2 separate regions of the Homo sapiens genome follow, and region 1 is linked to region 2. Evidence: read pairs that join two places in POLR2A ChIA-PET (ENCODE). Cell type or tissue: A673. All regions are shown on one strand. Links, peaks and the distances in the headings refer to the core of each region. The heading gives the core; the rest is flanking DNA.

Region 1 (9,367 bases), core at 587-8,586, 360 kb before region 2:
CGTACCACTTAAAAATTGTTAACAAGGCCAGGCACAGTGGCTCACACCTGTAATCCCAGCATTTTGGGAGGCCAAGGTGGGTGGATTAATTGAGGTCAGGAGTTCAAGACCAGCCTGGCCAACGTGGTGAAACCCCGTCTCTACTAAAAATACAAAAAAAATTAGTCAGGCGTGGTGGCACACAACTGTAATCCCAGCTACTCAGGAGGCTGAGGCAGGAGAACTGCTGGAACCCAGGAGGAGGAGGGTGCAGTGAGCCGAGATCATACCACTGCACTCCAGTCTGGGCAACACGGCAAGACTATATCTGAAAAAAAAAAAAAAAAAAAAATAGCTGGGTGTGATGGGGGCGCCTGTAATCCCAGCTACTTGGGAGGTTGAGGCAGGAGAATCACTTGAACCCAGGAGACGGAGGTTGCAGTGAGCAGAGATCATGCCACTGCACTCTAGCCTGGGCGACAAAGCAAGACTCATCTCAAAAAATAAAATTAGCTGGATGTGATGGTGGGCACCTGTAATTCCAGCTACTTGGGAGGCTGAGGCAGGAGAATTGCTTGAACCCGGGAGACAGAGGTTGCAGTGAGCCGAGATCATGCCACTGTCCTCCAGCCGGGGCAACAGAGCAAGACCCTGTCTCAAAAAAAATTTTTTTTACCCTATCCATGTACACCAATACAATGATTTATTCACTATAATTTTGTAATTAACTCATGTTCTAACAACTTAGCCTCATTCTAATCACTAACAGTGTTAAAATCACAAGTTTGATGTCCTCCTTCTAATGTTCCCTAATTCCATATATCTAAGAAATTCCACGTATTGCCTAAAACCCTCTTCTTGTTTCCCATCAGTGGTACAAGTACTGCACATTTTGTAAGCACTTCATTAAGTTTGTTAGGCCTGATGGAAAATGACAGGCCCTCATAATATGCGTCCTTTATCAAGCACCGATTAAATGCCAGGAGTTTCACTGAATCCTTACAGCAACCCTAAAGGGATGGGTATAGGTCTTCCCAGTTCGTAGAGCAGAAAACAGGGGTTCAGAGAGGTTAGGTGGCTTACCCGAGGTCACACAGCCAGGAACTGGCAGGGTTGGGACTCGCGCTCCAGTCCTGCATCGCCCCAGGTCCCCCCAGCCTGGCACTAAATTTGCTGATTGCAGAGCTAATCGCCAGTTGGTGATTGCCAGCCAGGACTATAACCATCCATGTAAGTAAAGGCATTTAGCTGTTTCACTGCATGCAGAGTTAGGAATTCTCAGGCAGCCCACTGAATGAGGAAAGGGCCTTTCTGTTTCACCTTTCATTGTTTTATCTGCACAACACTTCTGTGAGGTGGGCAAATATAATTAACCCATTTACAAACGAGGAAAGTGGAGAGGTTAGAATGATTCCCTAAAGTCATTCAGTAAGTGAGCGGCACAGCCAAGAATAATAAATAATATTATTTCAGGAGACGCAAACTCAGTGAACCTAAAGGCTTCCTGGTGCTCAGACCATCAGAAGGTGCTTCTGGGCCCTGACCCTTCAAAATCAACACTTCCCCACCACGGCAGAGGTCTAGGTACAACATTTGAAGTCTGGAGTTATTCAAACTGTCCATGTGAGTTCAGACCACCCCCAGGATTTTCTCCCCATTATTATTCTTTTCAGATCATAGCTTGATTAATTTTTCCATCAAGAGAATGGCACTACATATTTTGTAGAGGCAAAAGTAATACAGAATTTGCCTAATGGAATGCTTCCAAGGTTACCGTGAGGATGAATGGACTAGCATTCAAAAAGCACTTCTGAATCCTGGACAGGCTGAAGTGGAGGGCAAGTCTATTGTTATTCATCCTAACAATAGTAATTGATTGCTGGGGAGGGGGGCTTCCCATGATAACCTTTTAATTTTCCTATGAAAAACTGATGGAACAAAAGGTTGCTAGTTCCCGTTGGTGAAAGACAATTCACACCCGCTGGTCTTCAGCCATTCCCTTCAGCCCTTCTCAGCTACATGTTTTCAGATCCTAGTGACCAATATGACTTCCACAACCAGAGTGGAACAACCAGAGTTTCTTTGAACTTCTTTACAGTCTGCAAGCTGCCAGAAGGATCCTATACCTCTGAGACACAGCTGGTTTGATTTTCTTTGAGGGCTCTTCAATATTTTAAAACTGGGAGGGGCCAGGCGTGGTGGCTCATGCCTGTAATTCTGACATTTTGGGAGACTGAGGCGGGAGGATCATTTGAAACCAGGAGTTTGAGACCAGCCTGGGCAACATAGGGAGACCCTGTCTCTATAAAAAATAAAAAATGTAGCCCGGTGTGGTGGTACATACCTATAGTCTCAGTTACTCGGGAGGCTGAGACAGGAGGAGCCCTTGAGCCCAGGAGTTGGAGGCTGCAGTGAGCTATGATAGCGCCACTGCTCTCCAGCCTGGACAACAACAGAGTGAGACCTTGTCTCTAAAACATAAATAAATAAATAAATAAATTAATTAATTAATTAAATTAAAACTTAGAGTGCTGGTTTCTGGAGATGTCCATTTTACAGAGAGGGAAACGGACGGGAGACTTAGGGGCACCTCTTATCCTGGGTCTCCTCACCTTGTTTTCACTGTGTCCCATCTGCCAAAGAAAATATTTGTGTGTCAATCCACCCATGACCTGGTCACTCACTCCCAGGGTGGAAACCTGCCAACCCTGACGATGGTGGCCCCCGAGAGCCACCCTCCCCCGGAGCCTCCGTCTTGGACATGCTTGCTGTTAAAGAGGGTTGGTGACAATCATCTCTTAATTGCAATACCTCCTGTTGGCCTGAATAATAGTTGAAATCTTGTGGGCGCGTTGGCTGGGCATTAGGGGGTGTTTCTGTTGTGCCTCGAGCAAAGGGAGGCTTTATTCACACCAGCATCTGTTCCAGAGAGGTCTGAAAAGCTCAATTAGTCAGCAGAGCATGTTGGAAAAATAAAACCCCGAACTGATGTGTTTGAGGTCATCCCTTGGCTCATTTGAATGTGGGGAGCCAGAACTCCTGACCCTTTACTTCCATTGGCCTCAACTGGTACTTGAAACTCTCTAATCTGAACTCTAATTCTATAAATACCTCCAGTTTTTAAAAATGTATATATATATATATATATATATATTTAGCAAAAAGCTTGAAACCAAGAAACTAGTTAGCCTCTTCTATCTTTGAATTGATTTAATTTCAATTAATAAAGTTGGATTAAGATTGGGGAGCCTAATTCGGATTTGCAGGGGAGAGGGGGCTTACTCTGTGCCCAGCAGAGCCAGGCAGAGTTCTGGCCCCTTTTCTATTTCCTCTGACCAGCAGCTGATTCCTTTGATATCTCATCTTGCATCTTGTCCAAAATAAATGATGGGCGCGATGCAGGTTCCAGTAGCATGGAGAGACCGTCTGCTGGTACCATCTGATTCCTCAGCAGGCAGAGCCACACAGTCCTGGGAGGCAGTGGCCACTGGTGCGGATTTATAGGCTGCAGGTGGGGGATGCTACCTTGCCCTTCACACAGGAAAACAGCCTAGGGAGAGGGCATGCTTTGTACCGCCTCGGGTTCCCGTCCCCAGAACTCATGCCGGGAATTCACCTGGACTGCAGATCCTACAGGAAGCTGCCTGTGTGATGGATTACCACCAACTTGCTGTGTGACCTTGGGCAAGGCACTTTCCCTCTCTGGGCCTAATTTGTCTTACATGTAAACAGAAAGGACATCATCATCATCATCACCATCATCATCATAGTTAATGAGTGCATCCTAGATGATCTCTTAGTATGCTTGCCAAAGAACCTCTGTGGCTGATATTATCATCCTCATTTTACAAACAAGGAGTTGTGACTCAGAGAGGTTAAGTCACTTGCCCGCTTTACAGAGCTAGTAAGTGACATAGCTTCAATTCGGGCTCAGTCCCCCTGACTTCAGATCCTAAGCTTTTAGCCTCCCACATTATAACATCAGGCACTTCTGCACATTCTGTCTGTGAATCCTCAAAGCAACCATATAAGGTCAATGCCATTGTTACCCGCATTTTACAGATGATCAATGGTCTCATAACATTTTTTCCACCTGTGAAGAAAGCTATTATTATTTTTCTTTCTTTCTTTCTCTTTTTTCTTTTGTTTATTTAATTATTTATTTATTTGAGATGAAGTCTTGCTCTGTTGCCCAGGCTGGAGTGCAGTGGCATGATCTCGGCTCACTGCAACCTCTGCCTCCCGAGTTCAAGCAATTCTCCTGCCTCAGCCTCCCAAGTAGCTGGGATAACAGGCACCCACCACCATGCCTGGATAACTTTTATATTTTTAGTAGAGACGGGGTTTCACCATGTTGCCCAGGCTGGTCTTGAACTCCTGACCTCAGGTGGTCCACCCACCTTGGCCTCCCAAAGTGCTGGGATTACAGACATGAGCCACTGTGCCTGGCAAAAGCTATTATTTTTAAGTTCAGGAGAACAGTGACAGGCGTAAGATGAGGAAGGTCAGTGCTCAGCCTTCCTGTTGTCTGAGGGAAAAGGATGGAGCACACGGGATGAAGAGTAGAAGAAAAGCGAAGACGTGACCCTGCAGAGTGCAAACTCCTTGGCCAGGCCCGCAGAGCCCTTTCCAAGCTGCCTCTTGTGCCTCTCCCATATCAGAACGGCCTTTAATTGCTGCAAGCCTAGGCGGTAGGCACTGTTCCCATGAGCGTTTCACAAAGGCAGAGCAGGAGCAGCTAACGAGGTACTCCAGTTTGCAGAGCTCTTATGTGGAGCTGCAGGACTTGAACTTGAGCCTGTCTGAGTCCAAAGCCCTAGCTTTCTATCCCTTTGCCATCTATCCCACCTCCTGGCACTGACCCTGACCTTCTGCTCTGGGCCACTTGGGACCTCCCTGTTCTACAAACACCCGTGCCTTCTGCTGTCCTTGTTTTTCTGTCCAGCACACCCCTTGTCTATTGGTCACATTCCTTTACTGTCATTTGATCAGGGCCAGTTCAGCAATCACTTCTAAAACAGTTTTTCCTATGTATGCCTGTAGTCCTAGCTACTCGGGAGGCTGAGGCGGGAGGATCGCCTGAGCTGAGAAGTTTGAGGCTGCAGTGAGCCGTGATCACAATACTGCACTCCAGTCTAGGCAACAAAGAGAGATCGTATCTCTCTAAAAAAAAAAAGAAAAAAGAAAAAAAAAAGTTTTTCCTAATGCCTCAGGCAGAAGTCACCTCTCCATCTGTGTCTCCAAGCTACAGAAACGACTGTTGGATGACAGTGGTGGCGATCATCATCACCGTTACTATTATAAAATTGTGTGCAGGACGTAGTGCTCAGCGTTAACACAGACCCCATTCGACCCAGTCCCATCAACCCTGTGAAGTGGGCGCTCTGACATCTCCAGCTCACTGATAAGGACACAGTTTCAGAGATGCTAAGTTCCTTTCCAAGGGCCCCTTGGCTAGAAAATGCAGGGCCTGTGCTGCCATCAGCAGGAGGAGGTATGAGGACAGAGGCAAGAGGTTGGAGTGATGCAAGGGAGAAACCAGGAGCCAAAGAATGCTGGCGGCCTCTAGAAGCCGGAAAAGGAAAAGGAGTCCAGGTGTGGTGGCTCAGGCCTGTAATCCCAGCACTTTGGGAGGCTGAGGTAGGCTGATCTCTTGAGGTCAGGGATTCGAGACCAGCCTAGCCAATATGGTGAAACCCTGCCTCAACTAAAAAAAAAAAAAAAGTACAAAAATTATCCAAGCATGGTGGCACATGCTTGTAGTCCCAGCTACTCGGGAGGCTGAGGCACAAGAATTGCTTGAACCCGGGAGGCAGAGGTTGCAGTGACAGAAGGAGTCTCTGTCTCAAAAAAAAAAGAAAAAAAAGGGGGGGAAAGAAAAGGGGTCATCACTGTGTCACCTTCCCCCAGGCCTGGTGTACAGAAAGACTCAGCCTGTGCTTGTTCAGTGGGCACTCATAGGCTGGGCGTTATCGATGTGCATACAGGACTATGAAAAGATTTCATGACTGGGGGAGGTGGCTCACACCTGTAATCTCAGCATTTTGAGGGGCCGAGGTGGGCAGATCACTTGAGGCCAGGAGTTCGAGACCAGCCTGGTCAACATGGTGAAGCCCCATCTCTACTAAAAACAGAGTGGGTGTGGTGACGCGCCTGTAATCTCAGCTACTTGGGAGGCTGAGGCAGGAGAATCACTTGAACCCAGGAGGCAGAGGCTGCAGTAAGCAGAGATCGCGCCACTGCACTCCAGCCTGGGCAAAAGAGCAAGGCTCTGTCTCAAAAATATATATGTATATATTTCCGTTGTCGGGCATGGTGGCTCATGCCTGTAATCCCAGCACTTCGGGAGGCTGAGGTGGGAGGATGGCTTGAGCCCAGGAATTCGAGGTGGCAGTGAATTATGATCACACCACTGTACCCCACCCTGGTCAACAGAGCAAGAGCCCATCTAAAAAAAAAAAAAAAAGGATATCAAGCTCCCGTCCTGGAATGTGAGCTTGTAACCCAGAATCTCCCAGCTCTCAGCCTGGCTTTTCTGACCATCCCTCCAGGTCAGCAGGACTGTCACCCAAGCTCATGCTATATACATCCTATTCCAATGAATGTGGTTCTTTTCTGTCTGGATTATTGTTTCCAATTATTTGTCCATCTCTATGGAAACATTTCTTAAAAATACTGTACATGAACTTGAATTTTTGACCGGCAAGGTCTCTGGAACAGGTCTGTGAGCATGGAGCCGGTTTACACCGAGGGAGGAGGCACCACCCTCCCATCCACCCCTCGGTGACAGACTAAGCAGTGGAAACACATAGCCTCTGGGTGGGGCAGGAAGCCTGAGCTCTGGCCCCAGGCCCACCCTTAACACTCTCTGTGACCTTGGACGAGTCATTTCACACCACCTCCGTGTACTTCCACTTTACTTCCTTACTTGATTTTTGTTTTTCTATAGAGACCGGATCTTGCTATGTTGTCCAGGCTGGTCTCGAATTCCTATACTCACCTAGTCCTCCTGCCTCGACCTCCCAAAGTGCTGGGATTACAGGCATGAGGCACCATGCCCAGCCTACTTCCTTACTTGTAAAGTGAAAGGTTGATCCAAATAATCTCGAATGTTCTTTTCTGCTCAAAATTTGATCTTCTCTACACTCTCCTAGTCAGGAATGTTGTTGCTCTGCCTCCTGAGTGGCCGTGCTGTGCAGCATCTTTTTGCACCCTCTAAGGCTTGAAGAGCTATGAGCAGTTTTTTGAACATAGAATAATAATAACAATAATAATACCAATGAACACTTTCCATCTGATACTCCTCTGCCAAGCACTTTGCCTGTCTTATTTCATTTAATCCTCACTGCCCCAGGGGTAAGCCTTCCCCCTCTACATTCCAGAAAGTCTTTTTCACAGAAGACCTTTGCTTAGAAGGTCTGCCTTTGTTTAACGGAAGACAAACCTTAGTTCTCTTCTTTTTATTTTTTAAATTTTGAGACGAAGTCTCGCTCTGTTGTGCCAGCTGGAGTGTAGTGGCGCCATCTCGGCTCACTGCCACCTCCACCTCTGGGATTCAAGTGATTCTCCTGCCCCAGCCTCCCGAGTAGCTGGGATTACACGTGTGCGCCACCATGCCCAGCTAATTTTTGTATTTTCAGTAGAGACGGGGTTTCTCCACGTTGGCCAGGCTGGTCTTGAACTCCTGAGCTCAAGTGATCCGCCTACCTTGGCCTCCCAAAGTGCTGGGATTACAGGCAGGAGCCACCACGTCCGGCCTTAGGTCTCTTCTTGAGCTGACCCGCTTGGTAGTCTGAGTAGTTTCTGGAGGAGTATCTGGAATGTTCTCCTAGCTTCTTAGAATAGAATCATCCTGGCCGGGTACAGTGACTCACACCTATAATCCCAGCACTTTGGGAGGCCAAGGTAGGTGGATCACCTGAGGTCAGGAGTTCAAGACCAGCCTGACCAACATGGTAAAACCCCATCTCTACTAAAAATACAAAACATTTGCCGGGCACGGTGGTGGGTGCCTGTAATCCCAGCTACCCGGGAGGCTGAGGCAGGAGAATCGCCTGAACCCAGGAGGCAGAGGTTGCAGTGAGCCGAGATAGTGACATTGCACTCCAGCCTGGGCAACAAGAGCGAAACTCAGTCTCAAAAGAAAAAAAAAAGGACAGAATCATCCTTTCAGCCTTTTATGGGAGCTCGCTGTGTACATGCTAATCAATTAGAGCAGTGGTTCTCAACAGGGGGCAGTGTTGCCCCTGTAGGAGGCATTTGGCAATGTCTAGAGGCATTTTTGGTTGTCACATTGGGTGGGGGGTGCTGCTGTCATCTGGCAAGGGCCAGAGACAATGCACAGGACAGCCTGTCCCCCGCAAACAAAGAATCATCATGCTCTAAATGTCATTAGTGCCCAGGTAGAAACTCCTGGGCTGGGGAAGACAGGGGTGTCTGCCTATTTCCCTTTTAGTGTCTTTATTTCAGAATGAGACCAACAGCCAAGCCAATGTCTACAAATAAACAGCCTATGATGATTTCTCCTTCCTGGTTGCAATTGTCCAGACAAAGGAAAGAAAGTAGCCTGTAGCTGGTTCTGAGCCTCCCTGCCTGTTCTGAAGCCTCAGAGGCAGCATTCGCATCTCCAGACAGAGATTTTAGTGGTTGCTGCAGAAGAATCCTCAAAGGCGTTTTCAGCTCCAGTCCCTGGCCACAATTTAAGGATAGAGTCTGCCAACCATTTGTGAGGCTAAGTGGGAGGAGGAGGAAAAGAAAAAAAAGGAGGAAGCCATTTCTTAGCACCCATGGGGCCTAAATAAGAAGCAGTCTTTAAGCGGTTTGACTTTCTTTAAAAATCACTTTTGTAGTGACATCAACTTGCCCTCTGTTCTTGGCAATGGAAGAGCTTCTTGAGATGAGAAAGCCTGGGTTACTTCGGCTGCCTGCTCACTTCCATTAAGTTCTCTGTATGTTGCAGCCTGACTTCTGCCCAGTCCTGTGAGTTGGGGTCCCAAAAGCCAACAGAAATGTCTCAATCACCAAAGGTACAGGCATCCTTTTGTTTTTAAATTTCAATCACTGTAGGGGAATGAGTAGTTTTTGGTAATGTGAATGAATTGTATAGCGGTGAAATCTGGGCTTTCAGTGTACCCGTTACCTGAAAAGTGTACATTGTACCCAATAGGTAATTTTTCATTCCTCATCCCCGCCCCGCTTCTGAGTCTCCAGTGTCTATGATACCACTCTATGCCTCTGCGTACCCTTAGCTTAGCTCCCAACTAGAAGTGAGAACATGTGGTATTTGGTTTTTCATTCCTGAGTTGCTTCACATGGGATAATCGCTTTCAGTTCTATTCAAGTTGCTGCAAAATACATTATTTTGTTCTTTTTTATGGCTGAATAGTAT
Region 2 (9,367 bases), core at 305-8,304:
TATGTGAACATAACTCTTTAGCCATTTGTAAAAGTTTGAGTTTGGTGGTAATATTGTATGATGGAGATGAATGAATTTTTTAGTTATATAAATAATTATGTAAATAATACAATAACAGACCATACATTTTTAGACATCATTGCAAATATTCTTTTATTAAATTTACCTTTTCTTTAATACCTATTTTTTAATAGGTAGAAGATAATGTGATGTTTGATGGCCAATTGAAGGACATGAAGGAATTGGGAGTTAATTCTGTATGCACAGAGGAATGCCTGAACTGTTTTAAAGAGGATAATGGCATGATCAGATTTATGTTTTAGAGAGAAAACCCATGTGGGCCCTGTGGAGTATGGATTGTCATAGGGGAAAAACCAAAGGCAGGAAGAAGCTCTTAGAACAGTCTAGGTGTGAGAAATAACGCAGGGCCAGTAGGAATGGAGAGAAGGAAATAGATCGTGTAATATTTTGGAGGTAGAGTTGACAGGCTTTGGTGATCAATTATAAATATGCCATAGAACAGGAATCAGATGATAAACAGATGTTCTTGGTTTTATGGCATTTGCATTCTTGTGTATGCAAAACGGGGAGGAACAGTTGGCAATATCTATCTGCTGAAGTTGTTAAACAGTAGACTTAAGCTTTGATCACAATTGTGTATATAAGAAAGTATTCACTGAGCCTGGGTTCTTGCTTTTAAACCCTACAGAAATCAAAGTTTTAAAGCAAGGAGTAGTGAAAAGAAAGTGAAAACAAACGTTAGCACTTATAATCTGCCTGTTTCCAGAGTTTTTTTTTTTTTTTTTTTGAGACTGAGTTTCTGTTGCCCAGGCTGGAGTACAGCGGCACAATCTCGGCTCACTGCACCCTCCGCCTCTGAGGTTCAAGTGATTCTTCCACCTCAGCCTCCTGAGTAGCTGGGACTACAGGCACCCATGACCATGCCCGGCTAATTTTTGTATTTTTATAGAGACACGGGGTTTCACTGTGTTGCCCATGCTGGTCTTGAACTCTTGACCTGAAGTGATCCGCTTGCCTTGGCCTCCCAAAGTGCTGGGATTACAGGCATGAGCCACCATGCCCAGCCTACAGAAAATATTTGAGACAATAAGAGTAGGTTTTATAAGGGAAGGGAGGGGCAGAAAAAAGGTGGGGAAGATAGGAGAAGGCAAGTCTGGTGCAATGGGTAGAGTGGGGCCTTTGGCAGGTCGTGGGTAGAGACGGTGGTGATTGGAGGTGTGAATTTTGGCAGGGGAAGATTCATGCAAGTTTAGTTATAAGAAATGGGCATGGAAAAGTCCTAATAGGAAGAAAGAAAAGGTGGGCAGGGGAAGGGTAACCTAACAGCAGTTGGCTCTGTATCAGCCTTTGTTACCTAGAGCATCTACTTTTAATAGTGGTAAGCCCAGAAAGCAGATGCATTTTCCTACTGCAGATCTGCTTTGGGATATTCTCGTTTAATTTTTTACATGAAGGTTTTGTTTATATTAATTTCAAATCAGTGATATTTTTGGTAAGAGGGTGAAATAGACATTCCATCTGTTTTCCTTCATGCCTTTGTGGAAATGGCCAGATTTGGGGAACCAGTGGATAGAATAGCGGGGGCATTTGTAGAGACCACAAACCAGTGTTTATCATTGGTACTTATTGCTTGTTTTGATTTTGGTTTCTTTCAAATTTTTGTTCCTATCATTCTATTCTTTGTTTCCGTGACACTTAGCTTTCTGAGTGCACAATATTTTTTTTGTTATTGAGAGCGTAATTGTTATGCCATGTTGTATTTTTTGCCTCACATGTTGGAGAAATTTTTCCTTCCTCGTTCCATGCCTCTCTCTCCATACCCCCTTTTCCTCAGCACATTCCTGGGTTCCTCGTGTTCAGGAGTGCAACCCTGACTGTTGGACTTTATGTGCATCACCAGTGCTCAGTTAAGCGCTAAAATGGACATATGCGCTTCAGAACCTTTTGATGTAATCTCCTTGGTGTGGTGGGGACCCTTTCCAGTTGTTCTGAGTGCACTTATTGGCACAGCGTGTACTATCCATTGTAGATTGGCTGTAAATTAATTCAGCCTTCGTATGTGGGGAGGTTTTTCACTTGGCTACCCTGAAGGTAAAGAGTTGGCTTTCCCGCAGTTGTCATTTTTCTTTACTTTCTCTCCAAGTGAGGTAGTACTAATGAAATACCAAATATTTCCAAGAAATACAACTTCCAAGAAATGAAAACTGTAAAACATTTGTCCATGTTCCAGCCGCTCCATTAGATCAGATTTACCCCAATTCTTCTTCTGTTCTTGTTAATGTGCACATTTTTGTACATAGATGTAATCACAGTGTAAATAGAATTCTTTATTCAGCTGTACTCACTAACATTTCCCATGTGCTTATAATTTTCATAATTACAATTTTAGTGGAAAAGTAATTTCTTTTAAAAATTTTATACAATTTTATGTAATTAGTGTGAGCTTCAAACAGTATGGAAGTGTCTAACACAAAACATGAAGGATCCCTCCCCTCACCTTCAGGAAGGTAACTTCCAGAGGTTTAATTTGTATTATTCCAGATTTTTTTTTCTTGCTTTTGCATGTGTCAAAATTGTTTTATTAGATATTGAATAGATAAACAGAGCATGTGTAAATCACACATAAGGTAGAAAGATTCATGGTACAATGAACACCCATGTACCTAATACGCAGTTTAAGAGAAAGAACTTTTCACCACTTACGGAGTCCTGTGTGTGCTCTTCCTCTCCCATTCTCTTTTCTCTCCCTTCAGAAGTAACTCTTACTTCAATTTCATGTGTATCATTCTTTAATTTTTAAAGTTTTAATCACATATGTATTTATATGTATATTTTTACATGTTTTTGGACTTTTAATATTGAATCGTATTCTTTTGCAAACTGCCTTTAATGTTATGTTCCCACAATTCTACAGTTGTAGTTCTCGTATATCGCAGTTTATGCATTCTGTTGGTGATGGACAGATTTGTACTTAAAAAAATTACAGATAAGAAATAATTCTCCACCTTTTCCTGCAATGTGCTTTTTCCGCTTAACATTGTCTTCAAGTATTTTTATGTCAGTAAATTTAGATATAGTTTACTCATTTTTATTATGTTTTTGAGCAGTTGTATCCTGTTTCATAAGATGGATGTACTATTGTTTGTTTAACCATCAACTATGAGAAACGTTAAGATTCTTTCAATTTTTTGCTGTGTAGTACAGTTATACATTAAAATTGGAAAGCTATAGCTATAAACAGTTTAAAAAGATGTGTCAGTTTACATTTCTATGGACAATATATAATGCCTATTTTTTTCTGTCCCTGCCTGTAATGGAACTTACTCATTTTAACTTCTGCCTCTACAAAAAAAAAAAAAAACCCTCAATATTTAAATTTTCAATTTTTGGATTTCTCGTGAGATTATGAGCATCTTTTCATCTATATGGGTATCCAGATTTCTTCTGTGAGTTTATTTTTCAAGTGTTTAATCTCTAAAAAGCCTTTTTTTTTTTTTTTTTTCTGAGATGGAGTCTCACTCTGTCGCCCAGGCCGGAGTGCAGTGGTGTAATCTCGCTCAGTGCAACCTCTGCCTCCCGGGTTCAAGTGATTCTCCCGCCTCAGCCTCCTAAGTAGCTGGGACTACAAGTGCATGCCACCATGCCAGGCTAATTTTTGTATTTTTAGTAGAGACGGGGTTTCACCATGTTGACCAGGCTGGTCTCGAACTCCTGACCTGAGGTGGTCCGCCCACCTCGGCCTCCCAAAGTGCTGGGATTACAGGTGTGAGCTACCGTGTCCGGCCGTTCTTTTTCTTTTTATAATAAAATTTCCAACCACTCACTAAAAGGAATCTGTATTTCAAGTCAGACCTTTACATGTTCTCACCTCAGAGCTTTTGCTGTTTGTAAAGAGTGCTTGCTGCAGGCGTGCACTGCTTAACTACCAGCTACATGCATTTTCTCATGCTCACAAGATCCTTTTGAGGTAGAGTCTACTATTCTCATTTTTCAGATAAGAAAACTGAAACAAGAAATTTAAGTAGCTTGTCCAAGGTCACACAGGAGCTGAATCTCTTGATTCAAAGCCTGAACTTTTAACCAGTAGTACATTTGTATTTTATGTTTTTCTTTCTTCTATCTAAATTCTTTTAGGACTTCAGTGAAGCTCCTCGTAGCTATTCCAAACATTATTGGTCTCTTTCTTTTTCGAGCCTTTTGAAAATTAGCAGTGTAGACCATATAATTTAGTACAAGTGCTAAGGTAGAAATCACTGGAGCATATAGATTTGCCTGAGATTAATGGAGTGATAATACAGTTTACGTTTTTTTAAAGTTTCATCAGAGATTAATGGAGTAATATACAGCCTACAATTTCTTCCCAGAGATAGGGAAATAGATTTTTTTTTGTCTTAGACTGTTCCAAATTGAGGAATCATTTGGAAAATGAAAAATTATAAAGATAGCTTATTGTTTTGATTGATGACTGGGGCAAGGTTAAAAAACCTACATAACCATGTGATCTAAAAAATAAAAATGATCACCTCGATAAAAGTCTTTCAGTTTTTTTTAAAGTAAAAGCCAGTTATTAAAATAATGTCAAAATGATTTAGTATCACAATCATATGCTTATTTAAAAATAGACAAATAGCTTAAAAAGTAATCTCTTTTTCTGTACAGGCAGCTTGGAGGCCTGCATTTTACAACTGATTTGGTTGTCAAGGGATCTGGGCTCTTTCTGTCTTGTTACTACACTGTTCTTAGTTTATGGCATATAGTTCAAGATGGCTATTCAGACTCCAGTCATCAAGGTTGCATTCTAGGTTAGGAGGAGGTGGAAATGTGGGAAGGACACACCGTCCTTTAAGGAAACCTCCAGGAAGTTGCCTACAACACTTCTGGCCATACTTCAAGGCCTTACTTAACTGCAGGGAGGCTGGGAGATGTAGTTCTTTAAGTGGGCATGTTGTTATCCACAGCAGTGTAAAGTGTATGTTACTATGGGGGAAGGAGCCACTCATGTTTGTGTAGACAGTGCCTGCCTCGTAAATAATATACGTTTCTGTTTATAGTCTGTTACTGCAGCTGAGAAGCAAACCATCTTAATATCACTAATGAACTTCATTAAATAGTTCAATTCCCAGAAATTTCACAAGAATTCTCTTATAGTTAAGGTTAACAAATACAAATCATTTAATCAGTGTCCTGAAGTAGTCAGACATGAAAATAATTTATTTGAAAATATTGTGTATACCTCTAAACGATTTACACTTACCAGGAGATGTGCAAGATGATACTTTGGTTTTATTAAAAGTAGTTTGTTTTGGGCTGGGCACGGTGGCTCATGCCTGTAATCCCAGCACTTTGGGAGGCCGAGGTGGGCGGTCAAGAGATTGGGGCCATCTTGGCCAACATGGTGAAACCTCGTCTCTACTAAAAATACAAAAATTAGCTGGGCGAGGTGGCGCACGTCTGTAGTCCCAGCTACTCTGGAGGCTGAGGTGGGAGAATCGCTTGAACCTGGGAGGTGGAGGTTGCAGTGAGCTGAGATCAATCCACTGCACTCCAGCCTGGCAACAGAGCAAGATTCCATCTCAAAAAAAAAAAAAAAAAAAAAAGTAGTTTGTTTTCTTTGAGAGATTGTTTACATGTATTCTTCCATTAATACATACATTTCTTATTACATTTATTGAGGTATACTTTACATACAATAAAATATACTCACTTTAAGTGTACGGTTTCATAATTTTGACAAATGTGTATATCTGTGAAACCACTGAAATCAAAGTAGAGAACATTTTTATGATGCAAAAAAGTTCATACATGTCCTTTTGCAGTCAGGGTCTCCCCCTTGCCCCTCAGCCTTCCTCCCCTCCAGGCAACTACCAATCTGCTGTTACTGTAGAATCATTTTGCCCTTTCTAGAATTTTTAATAAATGGAATCATATAGTATGTAATCCTTATTTCTGGTTTCATATTATTGCTTAAGTAGGGTTTTTTTTTTTTTTTGCTAAATAGTAGTCTCTTTTTTGGATATGCCACAATTTGCTGTTGGCTGTGAAAATTAATGTACTGCTTTTTGTGTGGGACATATGTTTTTATTTCTGTAAATAACTAGGAGTTTCACTTTATAAAGAACTGCCAAACTTGCAAAAAATAAAATGTTTGTATCATTTAATATCCCATGAGTTTTATAGGAGTTCTAATTGCTCTGCATTCTTGCAGCATGTAGTACAATGAATTTTTACAAATTTCAGCCATCCTTGTGGCGTGTAGTACATGTTGTGAATCTTTTATCTAAAATGCTTGGAACCACAAGTGTTTTGGATTTTGGATTTTTTCAGATTTGGGCATATTTGCATTATACTGGCTGAGCGTCCCTACTCTGAAAATTTAAAATTTGGAATTTCCTTTGAGTGTCATGTTGGCATGCAAAAAGTTTTGATTTTGGAGCATTTTGGATTTTTGAATTAGGGATGTGCAGTATGTAGTAACTTATTTCAGTTTGTAATTTTTTGATAACAGATGAAGTTTAACATCATTGCATGTGCATATTAAGTCATTCGTATATCTTTTGGGAAATATCTCTTCACATCTTTTGCCCAATTTAAAAATTAGGTTGTTTTCTTACTGAATTGGAAGAATTCTTGGAATATCCTGGATACAAGTTCATTGGCAGATAGATGTATTACAAATGTATTCTCCTAATTTGTGGTGTGCCTTTTCATTTTCTCACTGTCTTCTTTGAATAACAAAAGCTTTAAATTTTGATTAAGTCAAGTATTACTTTTATAAATCTATACTTTTCATGTCCTAAGACATCTTTGCCATCCCAAAGCAGGAAAGTTTTTTTCTTATGATTTCTTCCAGAAGTTTTACAGCATTAGTTAATTAGGTTTAGGCTTGCAATCCAGTAACTTATTTTAAGTTAATTTACATGGTGCGAGGTGAGGATTGAAGTTCTGGTTTTGTTTTGCATACGTTTAGCAAACTATTTAAACATCATTTGTTGAAGACTTATTGAATGACCTTAGAATCTTTGTTAAAAATTAATGGACTCTATGTGTGCATTGCTTTTTTCTGGGTTCTATATTCAGTTCCTTTGATCTACATGTCTGTTATGCCAGTACTACACTATGATGATTACTGAAATTTTATAGTATGTCTTGAAATTAGGATAAATTCTCCGACTTTGTTCTTTTAAAAATTGTATTGATTCTTCTGGGTGTTTTGCATTTCAATATAAGTTTTAGGATCAGCGTGTCAATTAAAAATTTTTTTTCTGTGGGGATTTATTTGTGATTGTATTGAATCTGTAGATCAAATTGGGAAAATTGACATTTTAACGATTTTAAATCTTTCAGTTCATGAACATGGTCTGGCTCTTCATTTCTCTAGATATTTAATTTCTCTCAACATTGTTCCGTAGTTCTTAGTATATAGATCTGGAACATACTTTTATCAGATATATTCCTAAGTAAGTTGTGTTTTTCAATGCTGTTTTAATGGCTATTATTTTAGAGTATTCCCCCCCACCCCCTTTGGACACAGAGTCTCACTCTGTCACCCAGGCTGGGTGCAATGGTGCGATCTCAGCTGACTGTAACCTCCGCCTCTCTAGTTCAAGCAGTTCTCCAGCCTCAGCCAGGAGAATCATGGTAGCTGGGATTACAGGTGTATGCCACCATGCCTGGCTAATTTGTTTGTGTTTTTAGTAGAGACAGAGTTTCATCATGTTGACCAGGCTGGTCTTGAACTCCTGACCTAAAGTGATCTGCCTGCCTTGACTTCCCAAAGTGCTAGGATTACAGGTGTGAGCCACTGCACCTGGCCATTTGAGAGTATTTTTTGACATGTTTACTGTTAGTTTATAGAAACGCCATTAATTTTTGGATATTGATTCTGTATACTGCAACTTTCCTAAGCTTTATTAGTTGTAGTAGCTTTTTTTGTAAATCCTTGGATTTTAAAAAACGTACGTGATGATGTTATCTGCAATTATAGATGGGTTTATATCTTTCTTTGTAATTTGTATTTTACTACTTTTTCTTGCTTCATTGCATTGATTAGGACCTACAGGGCAGTATTGAATAGAAGTAGTAAGAGTGTACATCCTTACCTTGTTCCTGTTCTTGGGCAGAAAATATTCACTCTTCTCATTGTTGACATTAGCTTTGAATTTTCTGATATCCCCGTAAGGTTGAGAAAGTTCTCTTTAATTCTTAGTTTTTAAAATACCGTGAAAGTGGCTGGGCTCACACCTGTAATCCCAGCAATTTGGGAGGCCGAGGTGGGTGGATCACTTGAGGTCAGGGGTTCGAGACCAGCCTGGCCAATGTGGCGAAACCCCGTCTCTACTAAAAATACAAAAAATTAGCTTGGCATGGTGGCACACGCCTGTAATCTCAGCTACTCAGGAGGCCGAGGCACGAGAATCTCTTGAACCCAGGAGGCAAAGGTTGCAGCAAGCAGGTATTGCGCCACTGCACTCCAGCCTGGGTGACAGAGTGAGACTGTCTCAAAAAAAAAAAAAAAAAAAAAAAAAACAAAAAAAACCGTGAAGGTGGGTATTGATTTTTGTTAAATGTTTTTTCTGCATCTATTGAGATGATCATAGGTTTTGTTCTTTTAATATGGTGAATTATACTGATGGGTTTCTAAATGTTGAACTAAGCTTGAATTCCACGACAAACCTTACTTAAGCTTATGGTATTATTATTACGTGTTATTAGATTTGATGTGCTAATATTTTGTTAATGGTTTTTTCATCTGTGTTTATGAAGGATATTGGCGTGTACATTTCTTATCATCTCTGTTTGGTTTTGGTATCATGGTTAATGTTGGTGTCATAAAATAGTTTGGGAAATAGTCCCTCCTTTGTTTTCTGAAAGAGTTTGTGCAGGACTAGTGATATTTTTTCCTTAGATGTTCGATAGAATTCACCAGTGAAGCTATATTGCCTTGGAGATTTTCTTGTGGGAAGGTTTGAAACCATGAATTCCACGTCTTTTTTTTTTTTTTTTTTTTGAGATGGAGTTTCGCTGTTATTGCCCTGGCTGGAGTGCAATGGCGCCATCTTGGCTTAGTGCAACCTCCGCCCCCCTCCCCCACCCAGGTTCAAGATATTCTCCTGCCTCAGCCTCCCAAGTAGCTGGGATTACAGGTGCGCACCAACACATCTGGCTAGTTTTTGTATTTTTAGTACAGACGGGGTTTCACCACGTTGGCCAGGCTGGTTTTGAACTCCTGACCTCAGGTGATCCACCTGCCTTGGCCTCCCAAAGTGTTAGGATTATAGGCGTGAGCCATCACGCCTGGCCCTCTGTGTCTTTAATAGATATAGAGTTGTTCAGATTTTCTGTTTCT

What was found. Peaks named below come from ENCODE experiments on the same cell type or tissue, not always from the same donor. Only the 100,000 strongest peaks of a DNase experiment are listed, where the experiment ranks them.
Region 1: POLR2A ChIA-PET joins it to region 2 with 10 read pairs; 3 of 35 experiments call an interaction of 5 or more read pairs at or near these places.

The regions. Positions count from the first base shown.
Region 1 is chr12:116,608,775-116,618,141 of GRCh38, reverse strand. No RefSeq gene overlaps it. Among named protein-coding and RNA genes, the nearest start is that of LINC03088, 48 kb to the left of the region's middle. In A673, for the core only: a CTCF peak has its summit at 8,233 (motif pointing right); a DNase peak (open chromatin) is centred at 8,211.
Region 2 is chr12:116,252,934-116,262,300 of GRCh38, reverse strand. The region is part of intron 1 of MED13L (mediator complex subunit 13L); the gene reads left to right. Among named protein-coding and RNA genes, the nearest start is that of MED13L, 20 kb to the left of the region's middle. In A673, for the core only: no CTCF peak of the experiment used is centred there; a DNase peak (open chromatin) is centred at 4,930.